Regions from separate parts of the Homo sapiens genome. Here region 2 is linked to region 1. The links are chromatin loops, found by intact Hi-C in ENCODE. Cell type or tissue: chondrocyte. All regions are shown on one strand.

Region 1 (8,000 bases):
TGAGTGCCTATTTACAAGTGCCTGTTTCTACTTGAATAAGGTTTCTATAAACTAAGAAGTGTTCCTTAGGGACACAAGTAACTGGCACTCCTGTTGGAAAATGCTAAGATCTAGGTCACGCGCACTTCCCCCAACAGACACATACACACATTCACACACACACACACACACACACACACACACACACATACAGCTTGTCTGCACTCTAGCACTGGCACTGACGCTAACGCTATAATCCTGGGCAACTTTATTTCCCCATCTTACATTAAGCAGTGGTGCAGGGATTTTCAACTCTGGGATCTCTATCACACCTCCCAGCTCTGATTGCTTCCTAATTTACATATTTATTGAGCATCTGATGCTAGGTCCTCATGCTGGTGATGCAGGAGTAAACTAGACAGACAAAAGTCCGTGCCCCACATTGTCTGACACCTACACACCTGCTGTTCGGACTCCATTACAAACAGCTCCAAGGGGAACAGTGCACTTGTAAAGTTTCTCTCATTACCATGGCCACATCCGTGAGCAATAAATAAGTTGCATAGTTGAATTATTTGATAATGCTTTGTTTTTAACTCCCTGCACTTAAGTCAGAGATGTGTGTGCTTTGGAAAACTATTTTTCCTGACTCATTAGACAAATACTATTTGCATTTTTATTCAGCTTCCTTCCTCAGACTCTAATTTACAGTAAAGGCAAGAGGATTTTTGAATGGAGCCAGTGCTTTGCAATGTGGGGCTCCACCAGCTAGCCGACTGAAATCATTAATAAAGAAGCCTTTTTAAGTGGCTGAAGTTTCCCCTTTTTGGCATGCAACATTTTGCAACCAAGCGGAAGAAACATCATCCGCAAAGAAGAATCCATGTGGCCCCTGAAAATCACTCTCTCTGCTACAGGCTCCCCACTCCCCAGTGCTCCCCTTAGCCCTGCCACTATCTCTCCTCCAGATGGAAAAAGTGAGGAACTCAGGGAACCAAAAGTCTTGCTTCTTTACTAATTTCCCTGTCTGACATTAAATCATCCTACAGTTCAGATATCTGGGGGAAGTGACTAGAGATTCTTGAACTGTTAATAATTAATTTAAATGATATTTGTTAAGAACCTACGACATGGAAGATACTGTACCAGGTGCTGGGGTCCAGCATGGGCAAAGGCCTCAAGGTGGAATGGAGCTATGGTGTGTTCTGGAAGCAGAGAGTGGGGCTGAGGGTGACATGAGGTGAGGAGACAGGAGAGGGCCTGGCAGGGTGGGACCTTCTGGTGAGAGCTGGCTGCTGTGTGAGGAGCTGAGGCCCTGGCTTGATTCTGGGGTTACTTCTTTGACCTTCAGCTTTTTGTCATGGGCAGACAGAATGGGGATGAAAAAAAGCTTAGGAAATGGAAACCTCCCTATGCATTATATAATAAAAATGGCCAACACATTTTCATAGCAAGATATCACAGCAGAAGCTTGTACTGGGCATCAGGACTGTAGGCATCCAATGCCCAGAAACTGGCATGTGCCCTGGGACATCCCCTGAGAAGGCATGCCACGAGCCCTCAGACTGACACAGCTCTTTACAAGTTGCTTACAGAGCACTCTTGGTTTATTAATTCATACAAGTCTCATGACAATGTCAGAAGCAGCTGTCTTACTAATCCCCTTTGACAGAAGAGGCCCAGAGAGGTCAAGGGACTTGCTCAAGGCCACACAGCTAGAAAGAGGCAGAGCCAGGCCTTTGGCCCTGGTGTTCTGACACCACCTGGGGCTCCTTCTGTTATTCCATGCTACCTCTTCTTTCTCTTCCGTATTCCCTTCTCGTTCCCTTCCTTCTTGTGTCTTGCTTCTTATCTGCCTGTACTTATTCCTGTTGGTGCCTCCCAGCTCAGCCAGCATAGCTCTGTCTTCAAATACCCCATGCTTCATTCTGGGGTCCCATACACAGTCTGACAATCATCTGAGGGGGCTGTGGGAGGACATAGAAAAAATACAGCTTTACATAGAAAAAAATGCAAATTGTAGCCAGGCGCAGTGGCTCATGCCTGTAACCCCAGCACTTTGGGAGGCCGAGGCAGGTGGATCACCTGAGGTCAGGAGTCTGAGACCAGCCTGGCCAATGTAGTAAAACTCCTTCTCTACTAAAAATATAAAAATTAGCCAGGCGTGATGTCATGTGCCTGTAGTCCCAGCTACTCGGGAGGCTGAGGCAGGAGAACCTCTTGAATCCAGGAGGCGCAGGTTGCAGTGAGCAGAGATAGTGCCACTGCACTCCAGCCTGGGTGACAGAGTGAGACTCTGTCTCAAAAAAATAAAATAAAATAAAAAATGCAGACTGTGATTCAGCAGGTCTGGGTTGAAGCCCAGAACTCTCTGATAAATTCAATGGCACTTAACTACTTGGAGGTCATGGATGCCTTTGCTAATCTAATAGAAGCTACTGACCCTCTCTCCAGAAAAATGCACAAAAACATAAATGTGGAAGACAACTCCTGATGGATCTGGGAGCCTATCCAAGGGCCACAGACAAGAGTCCTGGTCTGGACAAAATGAGCTGCTCAGTATTTTCCCACCTGGCCAGCATTTCCTATCCAAAGACAAATGTTAAAGTTGTTCTAGCAGAGCCATGCACCAGCAGCAGTATCATCACCTGGGAACCGGTTAGCAATGCAGAACCGCAGGCCCACCCCAAACCTACAGTCAGAATCTCTACTTTAGCAAGATCCTAAGGAGATGGGTAAGCACATTACAATTTGCAACCTTTGTAAGTTTGCCCAAAATGTGACCCCTCCTTCACCCACCGATCGCCAAGGTTCAAAAATCTGCCCAACCCTTGAGCCCATCTTAAATGTACCATCACGAGCCTTCCCTGGGCCCCTCAGCTGGGACTCTCACCGCTCTGTATCTTTCTGGTTAATGCAATTATTCTGTTCCCTTAGATGACCCCAGCACAGGTGCTAAAGGAGTCAACAAAAGGCTATTGTCAAAAAAGTGTTTCTGTCTCCACTCCATCTGATCTCTGTTTCCCTAAGACCTGCCCATCCCCCTCTCCCAGTTCGGCACCTTGACCCCCTCATCACACTGCTCAGGCCACCTTGTACAATGCAAGCCCCAAATGAGGAAAGCATTTTCTCCCCCAATGTGTAACACGAAAGTGCTGTAGAGTGGCTCACGCTGCCTTTAGCCTAAGAATTTATTTAACTCTTACCCCCAACCCACATCAGTCTCCTCCCTCTAGGGCTCAGGTGCTAATCTGTGAGGGCTGGCTCAGAAGACAATCTAAAGAACAAGCCTCTTGCTTCCTCAGGCATCACTACTCCTCACCACCATCACCCCCACCCACCAACTCAGGCCACTACTCTTTCTGTTCTCATATGCTATGCCCATCGCCACCCCTATTCCCATGCTCAGGAGTATTCTTGGCTACTGCATGCAATTAGACCTGGGGCAGATCCAATCCAGAAAGCAAGAAATCTTAGATGCTGGAAGCTTGGGGTAAGTACTGATCAGATTTATTCCTAAATTCAGTCCTACTTTCCATGGATTCTTACTTTAGCATCTCTTCTGAAAAGGAAGCATCATGTCTAATTCACTTCTCCCTCCCTGTGCAGTCCTCTACCTGGTGCTCTGCACAGGGTATGTGCTAATTGTATGAATGTTATAATAAAGAGATAGTGCAGTAGATGACAAAGGGCACTACATTGAGAGCCCAGAAATAAGCAAACCAGCACAAATGTAGCCATTCGTCTTCTATCTCACCTTGAGCCTGTCACTAACCTGTTCATGGCCTCAGTCTCCCCATCAGAGAAACAGGTAGATGGTCTCTAAGGTCTCGTTCATTTTCTGACATTCTGTGAAAAATTAAGGAAAGATTTTCATCCTTGACAGGAAAGGGATTGCAGAGTAGCGGCCCTGGGAAAATGGGCTCTATTCTACCTGGAGCTAGCCTGGAGGAGAGGCCTTGAGTGGGGGTTGTCTAGAAAGGACATGGTGAGTGCAGAGCTACGGTGCATCTCTCTTGAAGGCTGAGTGAAGGGAGCACCAGCAAGGGAGCCTGCACTAGGTGGGGAGGGACAAGTGAACCGCAGAAGTTGGTGGGAGCCCAGGCAGTGGCTTCAGATCTTTCCAGAGAGCTCACTTTTACTTCCTCTTTTTTTCACCCCTGACACTGAGTGGGAGTCTGCAGCGATGACCAAGGTTCATGCAGAGGATCTTAGTGGTGGGGTCAGACCCCGGGAGGAATGAAGAAAGCATTATTCACCAAGAGGAGCTTTTCCATTCTTTATCTATGAGTTGATAGAGAGGAGGCCCCGGGGTAACTGAGGATTCTGGACAGCATCAGAGCATTGACCCTCATTTTCCCCATAGCCCCTCTGGGGGCCTTTCCCTTGTGTGTCCCCAAGCGAGAGTCCAACCCAGGTTTGTGCCAGAGCCTAACCCAGGCTTGTGCCGAGATGTTCCCAGCACAGCCCCATGTGAGAGCTCCCTGGCTCCGGGCCCAGTATCTGGAATGCAGGCTCCAGCCAAATGCATTCTCTTCTACGGGATCTGGGAACTTCCAAAGCTGCCTCCTCAGAGTGGGAATTTCCACTCACTTCTCTCACGCCAGCACTGACCTCCCAGCGGGGGAGGGCATCTTTTCTTGACAGAGCAGAAGTGGGAGGCAGACAGCTATCACTTTCCAGAAGACTTTCTTTTCTGATTCATACCCTTCACCTTCCCTGTGTTTACTGTCTGATATATGCAAAGGCCAAGTCACTTTCCAGAGATGACAACTCCTTCCTGAAGTAGAGACATGCTTCCAACACTCAGAAGCCTATGTGAACACTCAGCCAGCAAAGCTGGGAAGTTTTTCTCTGTGACCATGGGCTAATTGGTCTCCTTCTCTGGATTGTGGCTTTATCAGATAAAAACAAGTGGTCATGCCACAGGATGTCTATAAGCCCATTGATTCTGGGATTCTATGAGTGATGCTGATATGACTAAGCCAGGAGAGACTTATTTAAAGATCTCAGCATCTTTCAGCTTGTTAACCTAGAGAAAACCCGAAGCATGACTGGATTATAAAGGGAAATTGAATGCGGTCCACCAAGTTCATGGTAAAGGATGCACTAACTGATTAGAGAGAGGTTTCCCCTGATATGAGGAAAACTTCTTGGAAGATGAGGTGAGATGGCCTAGGAAGAAATTCCTACACAAAGTTGCACAGTCTCTAGTCCTGGAAACATTTTATTCATTGGATAAGAATGGATTGAGGCATGAGCAGAGGACTGAGACAAACACAGAGAAGTTTCAACACTGGTTGGGGAGAAAAGGAGTAACTAGTGAGATTCAGGCAGAACAAGAATAAGGCTCCTCAAGAGGCACAAGCAAAGCAGGGCTCGAGTTGATTTGTTCTCTCTTCATCCTGCTTTTTGTAATTCCACCAGAGTCTGAAATGGCCACTCCATAGAGTCTCTGCTCTGGGATTCTCCAGGAAACCAATATCCATCATGAGACATCAAGTCTAGTCCCAGGAAGAAGAGATTCTGGAATGGAAACATCCTGGGTGGGAGTCTCAGCACATCTACTATTCTGTCTGAGTTACTGGACAAATAACTTCAGTTTTAACCTAACGAAAGCTGGGTTGGTTGGAGGACTGGGCAGGCAGCGCTGGAAAGTATGTCAGCACCATACCTGACTCCCTGAATGCACTCAACAATGCCATTACTGACCACTTACTAGAAATAAAACAGTCATTTGTTGAATACAACCCGTTTCTTTTTACAAGTGTAGTGAAAAGTGTTTTCTTTCAAGAAACCCCATGCATTTATAGACATTGCCTCAGTGACCCTTTATGAAAGAAGTCACTAGTCTTTGTATGCCCATTGGGCAAGGGCACCGCAAGGCTCAGAAGGAGGAGGCAGTGGGCTAGGAGAATCGAGAGATCAGAATTTTAAACTCAGCCCAGCCATTAACATGCCTCAAGTACTCCTATCATATTTGTAAGAGACAACAGTTCACTGAAATGAATTCTAAGGTCTTTGGGTTTTTATCAGTGTGCTTCTGTAGTTTCTGAGGAAATCTAAGGCACAACTGAGGAATGAAGTCAGGCTTTCCAATTCCCGAAATACTCCTCCACTGCTTACTCATGTCCCTTGGAAATTAAGAAGGAAGCCAGGAGAATAGCTGCCATAACCAGGGATGAACTTCTTGTCCACTGCTGCCTGCTATGCTAGCAACAGCCTCCTAACTCATAATGACTTAGCCATGAGGAATGTTTCTAGATTCTCCTTTAGCTGTCTGCCCATTTGGAAGATGCTGAGGACAGAGAGAGGACCCAAGCAGGCAACTAGTTGGAGGACTTGTACACGTTTCCTTCCAGCAGTATGTCAGAGAGGTGGCAGCCCACTGGGGACAGGGCTGCCTGGGTTCTGTGCTCGAGGGGACCTTGAGCAGGCTATTTAACCCTTCTGTGCCTCAGTTGCCTGATCTATAACATGAAAATTAGCAATCCCTACTAGATAAAGTTGGGGAATTTACAGAGTTAATATTTGTAAAGGTCTGAGAATATTCCTGGCAGAGTAAGCACTCTGTGAGTATGACACTGGCATTTCTTCTGCAGCACTACATGCTGTCTATGCCTTTGTCCAAGTCTGAAACCCTAGAACTCTTAGAATTCAGTTCAATGTTTACACAATCCTACAGTTCTGCTAGGCTTCTATGATGCTACTATTCTGCATTTGAATGAGCAAATGGATTTAATGCATTGTCAGGGAGCCGGCCAAAGCTTGAGAGCTCCTTCCTGGCTGGGAGGCCCCTTGGAATGTGGCCTGAAGGTAAGCTGGCAGCGAGCCTGACATGCTTTCATCTAGTTTCCTCGCTTCCTTCCTTTTCTGCAGTTTTCGCTTCAGAGAAAGCAGAATCCTTAAAAATAACCCTCTTAGTTCACATCTGTGGTCAGTCTGGGCTTAATGGCACCCCATCCTCCCCATTTGCTCATTTGGTCTCAGCAGTGAATGGAAAAAGTGTCTCGTCCTGACCCCCTGCTTCCCTTTCCTACTTCCTGGAAATCCACAGGATGCTGCATTTGCTCAGCAGATTTAACAGCCCACTTATCACTCATGGAAGATCCCTCCTCCTGCTTGACTCCGCCCTCTCTCCCTCTGCCCGCTTTCAATAAGAGGCAGAGACAGCAGCCAGAGGAACCGAGAGGCTGAGACTAACCCAGAAACATCCAATTCTCAAACTGAAGCTCGCACTCTCGCCTCCAGCATGAAAGTCTCTGCCGCCCTTCTGTGCCTGCTGCTCATAGCAGCCACCTTCATTCCCCAAGGGCTCGCTCAGCCAGGTAAGGCCCCCTCTTCTTCTCCTTGAACCACATTGTCTTCTCTCTGAGTTATCATGGACCATCCAAGCAGACGTGGTACCCACAGTCTTGCTTTAACGCTACTTTTCCAAGATAAGGTGACTCAGAAAAGGACAAGGGGTGAGCCCAACCACACAGCTGCTGCTCGGCAGAGCCTGAACTAGAATTCCAGCTGTGAACCCCAAATCCAGCTCCTTCCAGGATTCCAGCTCTGGGAACACACTCAGCGCAGTTACTCCCCCAGCTGCTTCCAGCAGAGTTTGGGGATCAGGGTAATCAAAGAGAGGGTGGGTGTGTAGGCTGTTTCCAGACACGCTGGAGACCCAGAATCTGGTCTGTGCTTCATTCACCTTAGCTTCCAGAGACGGTGACTCTGCAGAGGTAATGAGTATCAGGGAAACTCATGACCAGGCATAGCCTATTCAGAGTCTAAAAGGAGGCTCATAGTGGGGCTCCCCAGCTGATCTTCCCTGGTGCTGATCATCTGGATTATTGGTCCGTCTTAATGACACTTGTAGGCATTATCTAGCTTTAACAGCTCCTCCTTCTCTCTGTCCATTATCAATGTTATATACCCATTTTACAGCATAGGAAACTGAGTCATTGGGTCAAAGATCACATTCTAGCTCTGAGGTATAGGCAGAAGCACTGGGATTTAATGAGCTCTTTGTCTTC
Region 2 (8,000 bases), 1.3 Mb after region 1:
AAATATCCTAAATATCCAACTTTTAAAATACCTTTTTTATCCTTAAAAGCTGATAAACAATAGATGTCACTTAACAAATGTCTCACAGTATATGGAAGGAGCTTTTTTCCCCCCCAGAGTGTTTCTAAGCATTTCTATCAAGAGCAAGTCTGCATTTCTTATCGTTTGCAAACTGATGAAATTTCCACCTTACAGACAGGCAGGTAAATGCTTTCTTTTCTAAAAAGAAGTCTTGCTACCACCTCACTGTTCACTTTATTTTTTATGCGGTCTAACCTGGGTTTTTCGTAAGAGCTCCTTTATTTCTTATATTTTAAGGAAAGGGATAGGCAAAAACTTGTGTACTCATTATTCTGTTTAATCTCTACACTGGCCCTCATATCCCCTGCCAGTCCTGATCCTTCTACTTTAAGCAGCTTGGTCAACTGTAAGTAGGGTTCTAGAGAGCAGGCTAAAAGGTTAGGATCAAATGGGCATATCCTTTTAAAGAAATCCATATAATCATTTAAAGTTCATATAGTTATGAATTGAGGCTGAGAAGTGTCAACTCAATACCATGCTGAAACCAGCTCTGTGACATTACAGCGCAATACTTTTGTTGTGAGGATAAGACATGATTCCCTTTCAGTTCTCAGGGGAGTAGAGTTTAATCAGATGTTGTACTTCTGTTGGATAACCTGTGATGGGACAAGCTTGGTGACTCCTCACATAATGAAACACACAGCGGTAACAAAACACATAGCCAGAGGTGGCAAGAACAGTATCATTCACCCGGGTTTTACGACACAGTGGGCACACAGTCTTCATTTTGGGTAAGAGGGGAGAATCAGAGTTATAGTCTAGGTGTACAGGTGGTGGTGGAGTAGGCAGGGCAGTCAATGACTTGATGGTTTCTTGATTTTCAGATGAGTACCACCAGTCAAGGAACTGCAAGAAGAATACACCCACAGAAAGGCCAGTAGACAGGGATAAGGCAACACCCCCAACAGCTTTCTTCAGAGCTGAGTTTATCTTCTCACTAACACTGTTGGGAGAAAAGAACAAGGAGGCAAAGAGAGAAACTTTATTTAGGTATCATTACAAAGTGACTAATATAAATGCAATTCTTACATTTTTCATCAGAATCACTGGGGGACTGAATGGTTGGTAGACTGGTACTATCTCCTTAAGGATCTATTCTAAGTGATTCTAACTTACAATATTTTAGGAGCATAGGAGCTAAGCTTTGTTTTTAGTAACATGATTAGGGTTTGGTTTTGTGTTTTGAAAGATAAATCAGAGAATTTGATTATATAGACCTCCCTTTTTTTAGTGGAAGATAGTGATCCAGAAAAAAAAAAAAAAACCCAATTCACTTAATAAAAAACTTAGCAGTATTGAGGAATGTATATATTTGAACTTGTAGGAGAACACAAATATGAACTAGAAGGAGCACAGCATCATGATTAAGAGCACAGTCTTAGGCTGGGTGCAGTGGCTCACAGAGCACAGTCTTTAGAATTGTATTGGTTTGGTTTGAATCCCAGCTCTGCCACCTTCTATGTACCTACGTGACTTTGGCAAGGTACTTAACTGCTTGGGTTTAGTTTCCTCAACTGTGAGCTAATACATTTACTTCATTGGGTTGTGTTGAGGATTGAGATAATGTACGTAAAGCAAGCACCTAGCACAGGGCCTGGGACATAGCAAGTATGCACTAAAGTATACCTAGAATGATGAAGGTTACCAGGATGACAGTCCTTGTTTTATGGACACAAGGAATAGCTTTTCTATGACTCTATGAAATGCCACAAAGTTAACAGGGAGGTGAATTTTACAAAACTGGGATACGATTTTCGAATTTACTAACTAAAGATCTTTTGGAAATGTTAAGGCCTTACCTCCTGGCTGGTTGCTGCATCATGCTGGCCTTAGCTGGTTTGTGCTCCAGAGCTTGTATATCCTGAACTGTCAGTCGACCTAGCTGAACTCCAGCCAGCCTCAGCAGTGGTGAGTGATGCTGAGCTTTTCCTAGGATGTATCGAAGTTGTTGTACAAGAAACCATCCTTCCCAGGCCATGTTCACAAATGGGTAGGCTGCCAGGAAAGCTCTGTAAAATCGTTTCCAGCGGGAAGAAGGGGGATGAATAGAATATTCATCCTCTTCTCTCAGGCTAGAAACCAGCTTCTCCAGCTTCACTTTCAGATAGGGAAGAAGAACCAGGAACATAATAGATTTCCAAAGCTGCTGCTTTGGGAGACCAGCACTAGCCAATCTCTGAGACTTGTGAGTGTCCCCCATTACAATTCTCTTTAAGCCGTAAAAGTTTTCAGAAAATGAGGCACTGGTTCTAGACAGATAATGTTGCTGGAGCAGAAGATCTAGCAGAGTAAAGATTTCATCAAACCACCTCCACAAGAAGCCATAGTGGGTGGGATTTGATTCTGCAAGAACCTAAAGCAAAATAAAGCAATAAGTGAAATTCATTCCATTACACAAGTTCTACACCTATTTACATTCCCCCTTTTCCTCTAAAGTCTACACAATTTGTTTTAAATAAGTCACTGTTGGACCCTGAAATGCTGGGTATTCAGTACAGGTCTCTACACATAACAGAGACTCAGTAACTCTTAAGTCATGGGATACAAGTTATTTGCAAATTGGCTATTTCAAACGCTAGGCTACCAAATAAGCACAAATTATTCGTTTGTTTTTTACCCAGTTGTCCCTAAAACCTTTCCAAGAATTAATACCTTACCTTGACCACATGCTGAAGAGCGGGTCTCACTGCTGTCATTAAACTGTCCTGTGCTACCACCTCAAAGATGGATGGCTGGTCATCGGCCACAGAAGCAGCTGTGAAGTGAGCCCCGTGCTCAGCCATAGTTTCCTGCGTGTACTGGCTTTCACTTTTCCCACAAACTCTCTCGTGAGCATGAACTTTTTCGGGAGGAAGAGTATCAGATGGGTGCTCAGTCTTAAAGGTAAACTTTCTGCATGATATCTGAAACTCGAAACTCAATCTTATGGGCAAAAATGAACTGGGAAAAAAAGACCTGGAGGCCGAGGGTAGTCTCAAGAAGGTTAAGAACAAAGTTAACTCGGACGTGGGTGGAAGTAGTATGTGGCGAGGGGGTAACTTGTCAAATGCTGCACGTCAGGGCAGAGCGTGACTGTGGGGGACAGGTATGGGGGAAGGAACGCAATCCTCTGGAGCTGCGAACCAGAAACGCCCCCTCCTCCCCAATCGTGAGAGCTCAAAAGCCAGCCGACTCTGAGGATTCAGTCGTGCCACTGTGAGCCCGGGACACAAGGGCTGACTCCAGCTGTTGGCTTTGAGTATCCCCGCCCGCGCCCGTCCTTGCTCGCTGACCCCAGGCGAGGCGCAAACAACCCACGACGCCACGTTTGAAGGGAGGTCTCCGCTTTATGACAGAAGCCGCACCCGGAAATGAAACCACCAGGACCTCTGGGATGCCTGGCGGAAGAGAGGCGCTCTAGTTCCGAATGCGGTCCGGAAACCAGAACTAGAGAACTCTATGACCCACCTGAGCTTCCGCTCCCGCCCCGCTGAAACAGAAGAGGGCCCTTGTGGGCTGGTTTTGGCTAGTTTGGTTTACTTTTCGTAGCTGGGTCTGCATGGTAGCCTCGCTGGAAAGCTACAGCTCTGAACCTCTCTCTGCGAGGTCTTTTTGACAAGCTGTTTGGGGCACCGCGCAGACGTCTGGCGCCGGGAGCCAGAGCTCGGGCCCGTTGCTGAGCCCTGTGTTCCTGCAGGCGATGAAGCTAGGGGCGGTGGGAGGAAGGGAATCTGGAGGTGGAAAGGACTTTGCTGTACGCGTGCGGCAGGGATGGTGGTTAATTTATATGTCTTAGCCTTCCAGAAATGATTTAAAGCGACATAGCAGGAGATAGGAGCCTTAGATTTATTGCCGCCAATTATAAGGAAAGATGATTGGATTGAGAAAGGTTCATGCTTGTTCCTCAGTACTTGAGACGGTTAATTTTCATCCAAGCTGGTAGTTTAACGTCTTCCAGGTTTTGGCTATATTCAAGCATAACTGCATGCACTTGCTATACTGGATGAAAATGGTCTCCATCCTTGAACACAGTTGTATATGTCACCACCAGCGATATGAATACAGTACTAACGCAGAGGGAGCTTTATGAATTGTAACTAGCATGCACTGGGGACACTTGACAGAAAGTTTCCTTTCATGCCGTTTTTATACCAAAATGAATGTGATTTACCTTAAGGTTTGTAAAGTGCTTTTATGTTATGTACAGCTTTGTCTCGCTGAAGTTGGCTGACACAGCCTTATTGAATTTGGATGAGAGTTCCACCTCTCCTCCCTTCCTCTGGGAAGTGCCACCTCTGGGCTAAATAGCTGGGAATAGAAGGTATTGTTTACTGCCCTAGAGGCCCTTATGTTATAAAAATAATTGGTTTGCATAATGAGAACCCTCAAAAACAAGGTTTGGATTTAGTTATTCCAATAGGAGAGAAAACCTTACAAATTGTCCTTAATTATAGTTATAAAAAGTGTTTTTTACTCTACCAAAAGACATTATATTGATATATGATTTTTACCTTACAGAGTTTTAAGACTAGACATAGTTTATCCATATGAAGCACCTGGATACATATTAGGTGCTTGTTTAATAGTAACTGTTATGTACAAGCTTTTCTTAAGTGAATAGCAAAAATACAAAGTTGAGAGGTAGCATCAACTAAATCAAGCAGGAAATTAAACATTTTTGTCACTTAGGGATCTTTGGTTACAAGCAACAGAAACAAACAGGCTAATTTAAACTAAAACGGAATTTATTAGAAGTGTATGGAGTAGCTCACAAAATAAGTAAAGCCAGCCCTGAAAGAACAGGAACTTAACAATACTATTGGGACTGCCTAACAGGAATTAGAAGTTCTTATCCAGGCAACGTTGTTGCAGTGAACGAGCTTCCACCAATTTCTGTTTGTGACTCTGCTCGTGATACAAATTTTGACTGACCTCTCTTGGTTCAAGTTCCCTCTCCACCCTGTCTTTCACTCTTAGCCAGGGGAAGGCAGGATGTCTTGATTGATAGTCCCATGGAAGTACTCCAAAAGTTAACTAAACGTATGGCATAAGAACGCCTATAATCCCAGCACTTTGGGAGGCCGAGGCGGGTGGATCACCTGAGGTCAAGAGGTCATGACCAGCCTGACCAACATGGAGAAACCCAGTCTGTACTAGAAATACAAAAAATTAGCTGGGTGTGGTGGCACATACCTGTAATCCCAGCTACTCGGGAGGCTGAGGCAGGAGAATCGCTTGAACCCTGGAAGCGGAGGTTGTGGTGAGCCGAGATTGCACCATTGCACTCCAGCCTGGGTAACTGAGCGAGACTCCATCTCCAGAAAAAAGAAAAGAAAAAGGAAAGGTAGGGCCTGGTATGGTGGCTCATACCTGTAATCCCAGCACTTTGGGAGGCTGAGACGGGTGGATCACGAAGTCAGGAGTTTGAGACCGGCCCAGCCGACATGGTGAAAACCCATCTCTACTAAAAATACAAAAATTAGCTTGGAATGATGGTGCATGGTGGTGGATGTCTGTTATCCCAGCTACTCTGGAGGCTGAGGCAGGAGAATCACTTGAACCCGGGAGGTGGAGGTTGCAGTGAGCCGAGGTCACACCACTGCACTCCAGCCTGGGGGACAGAGTGAGACTCTGTCTCAAAAAAAAAAAGAAAACAGAAATTTGCAACTCGAATAAGAGGTCTGGGAGGCCCAAATCTTTTAGACGTGATAATCGGAATGCCCTTCTGAGGACATAACAAAGGCCTAAATTATGAGGAGCCAGCCATATGAGGAGTTGGGGAAAAGAATATTAGGCAGAAGGAAGAGTATTGTGAAGACCCTAAGGTGGGAAAGAGCTTGGTGTGTTTGAGGGCTATTATAACTGGCAAAAGGTGAAATGATGAGGAAATGAGCAGTAACTGAAAAGCACAAAATGATGTTAGAGAGGTAGACAGGCCAAACCATGCAGGGACTCACAGGCCATGGGAACAACCCTGGATTTTAGCCCAAGTGCAATGGGAAGCCAATGAAGGATTCACACACCAGAGATGTGTGATCAGGTATATATATAAACAAATATATATATATATATATATATATATATATATATATATATATACAAATATATATATAATATATACAAATATATATAATATATATACAAATATATATAAAATATATATACAAATATATATAAAAATATATATACAAATATATAATATATACAAATATATATAATATATAATAAATAAAATATATAAATATATAATATATATTTATATATTTGTATATATTATATATTTGTATATATATTTGTGTATATATACATATATTAAAAAATATATATATATATATTTTTTTTTTTTTGAAACAGAGTTTTACTCTTGTTGCCCAGGCTGGAGTGCAATGGCATGATGACTCACTGCAACCGCCGCCTCCTGTGTTCAAGCGATTCTCCTGCCACGGCCTCCCAAGTAGCTGGGATTACAGGCGCCCGCCAACATGCCCGGCTAATTTTTGTATTTTTAGTAGAGATGGGGTTTCACCATGTTGGCCAGGCTGGTCTTGAACTCCTGGCCTTGTGATCTGCCCACCTTGGCCTCCCAAAGTGCTAGGATTACAGGCGTGAGCCACCGTGCCTGGCCAGGTTTATATTTTTTTAAAGATGTCTCTGATGGTTTTGTGGGTATGCAGTATTTATATCAAGCTTTACATTTATGATATATGCACATTTTTGTTTTTGTTTTTGTTTTCTTGAGATAGAGTCTGGCTCTGTAGCCCAGGCTGGAGTGCAGTGGCACAGTCTCGGCTCACTGCAACCTCCACCTCCCGGGTTCAAGTGATTCTCCCACCTCAGACCCCCCGGAGTAGCTGGGACTACATGCATGTGCCACCACACCCGGCTAATTTTTGTATTTTTAGTAGAGACAGGGTTTTGCCATGTTGGCCAGGCTGGTCTCAAACTCCTGGCCTCAAGTGATCCCCCTGCCTCAGCCTCCCAAAGTGCTGGGATTACGGGTGTGAGCCACCACATCAGGCCAGATATGCACATTTTTAAATGTATGTTATACATCCAAAAAAGTTAAACAACCTGGCCACTACGTGGAGAATGGTAGAGAGAAGACTTATAGCCTTCTAATAGTCTAGGCAAAAGGTGATGGTGGATTTATGAGATTGAATAGAGGGAGTTGGATGGCTTGGAGTTGTTGTTTTTTTTTTTTTTTTTTTTTTTTTTGAGACAGTCTTGCTCTGTTGCCCAGGATGGAGTGCAGTGGCGCAATCTCGGCTCACTGCAACCTCTGCCTCCCGGGTTCAAGCAGTTCTGTACCTCAGCCTCCCGAGTAGCTGAGATTACAGGCGCCCACCACAACGCCTGGCTAATTTTAGTAGAGACGGGGTTTCATCATCTTGGCCAGGCTGGTCACGAACTCCTGACTTTGTGATCCACCTGCCTTGGCCTCCCAAAGTGCTGGGATTACAGGTGTGAGCCACAGCGCCCAGCTACGGCTTTGAGATTTTAAAGGTAGAATTGACAACTGGAGATGGATTGGATGTGGCAGTTGAAGGAAAGGGAAATCAGGAATGACCCCTAGGTTTCTGGCTTGAGCAGCTCAGTGCAATTTATTAAAATAATCACAATTACAGGAAATAGTTCCATAGTCCATGCTATATGCCAGCCATAGTTCTAAGTGCTTTACATTTAATTTATTTCATTGTTCAATATTATGATTAGATGTTACTATCTTCCTCCATTTTATAGATGAGAAAACCAAAGAAAGCACATAGATGGAGGAAACTGGGGGAAGAATAGCTTTCAAACATGTTAGGCAATGAGAAGTTGATGAAAGTTTTTGAACAGCAGAGAGGTATGAATCAAAGCTCTTAAATATTTTTCTTTTTCTTTTTTTTTCCTTTTCCTTTTTTTTTTTTTTTTTTTTTTTTTTTTTTTTTTTTTTTTTG

Evidence for each region. Peaks named below come from ENCODE experiments on the same cell type or tissue, not always from the same donor. Only the 100,000 strongest peaks of a DNase experiment are listed, where the experiment ranks them.
Region 2: a loop joins it to region 1, with 3 times the contacts of the local background. A loop is called at or near these places in 2 of 110 quality-filtered maps.

Annotation. Positions count from the first base shown.
Region 1 is chr17:34,248,119-34,256,118 of GRCh38, forward strand. CCL2 (C-C motif chemokine ligand 2) reads left to right here and starts at 7,167. Exons shown (of 3, transcript NM_002982.4): 1 at 7,167-7,307. The coding sequence starts at 7,232. RefSeq lists enhancers at 3,746-4,945, 5,889-6,863, 6,864-7,838. In chondrocyte, no CTCF peak of the experiment used is centred here; a DNase peak (open chromatin) is centred at 4,463.
Region 2 is chr17:35,575,158-35,583,157 of GRCh38, forward strand. PEX12 (peroxisomal biogenesis factor 12) reads right to left here and starts at 3,414. Exons shown (of 3, transcript NM_000286.3): 1 at 2,739-3,414; 2 at 1,881-2,434; 3 at 1-1,024. The coding sequence starts at 2,864. The coding sequence ends at 625. RefSeq lists an enhancer at 2,678-3,493. In chondrocyte, a CTCF peak has its summit at 3,502; a DNase peak (open chromatin) is centred at 3,369.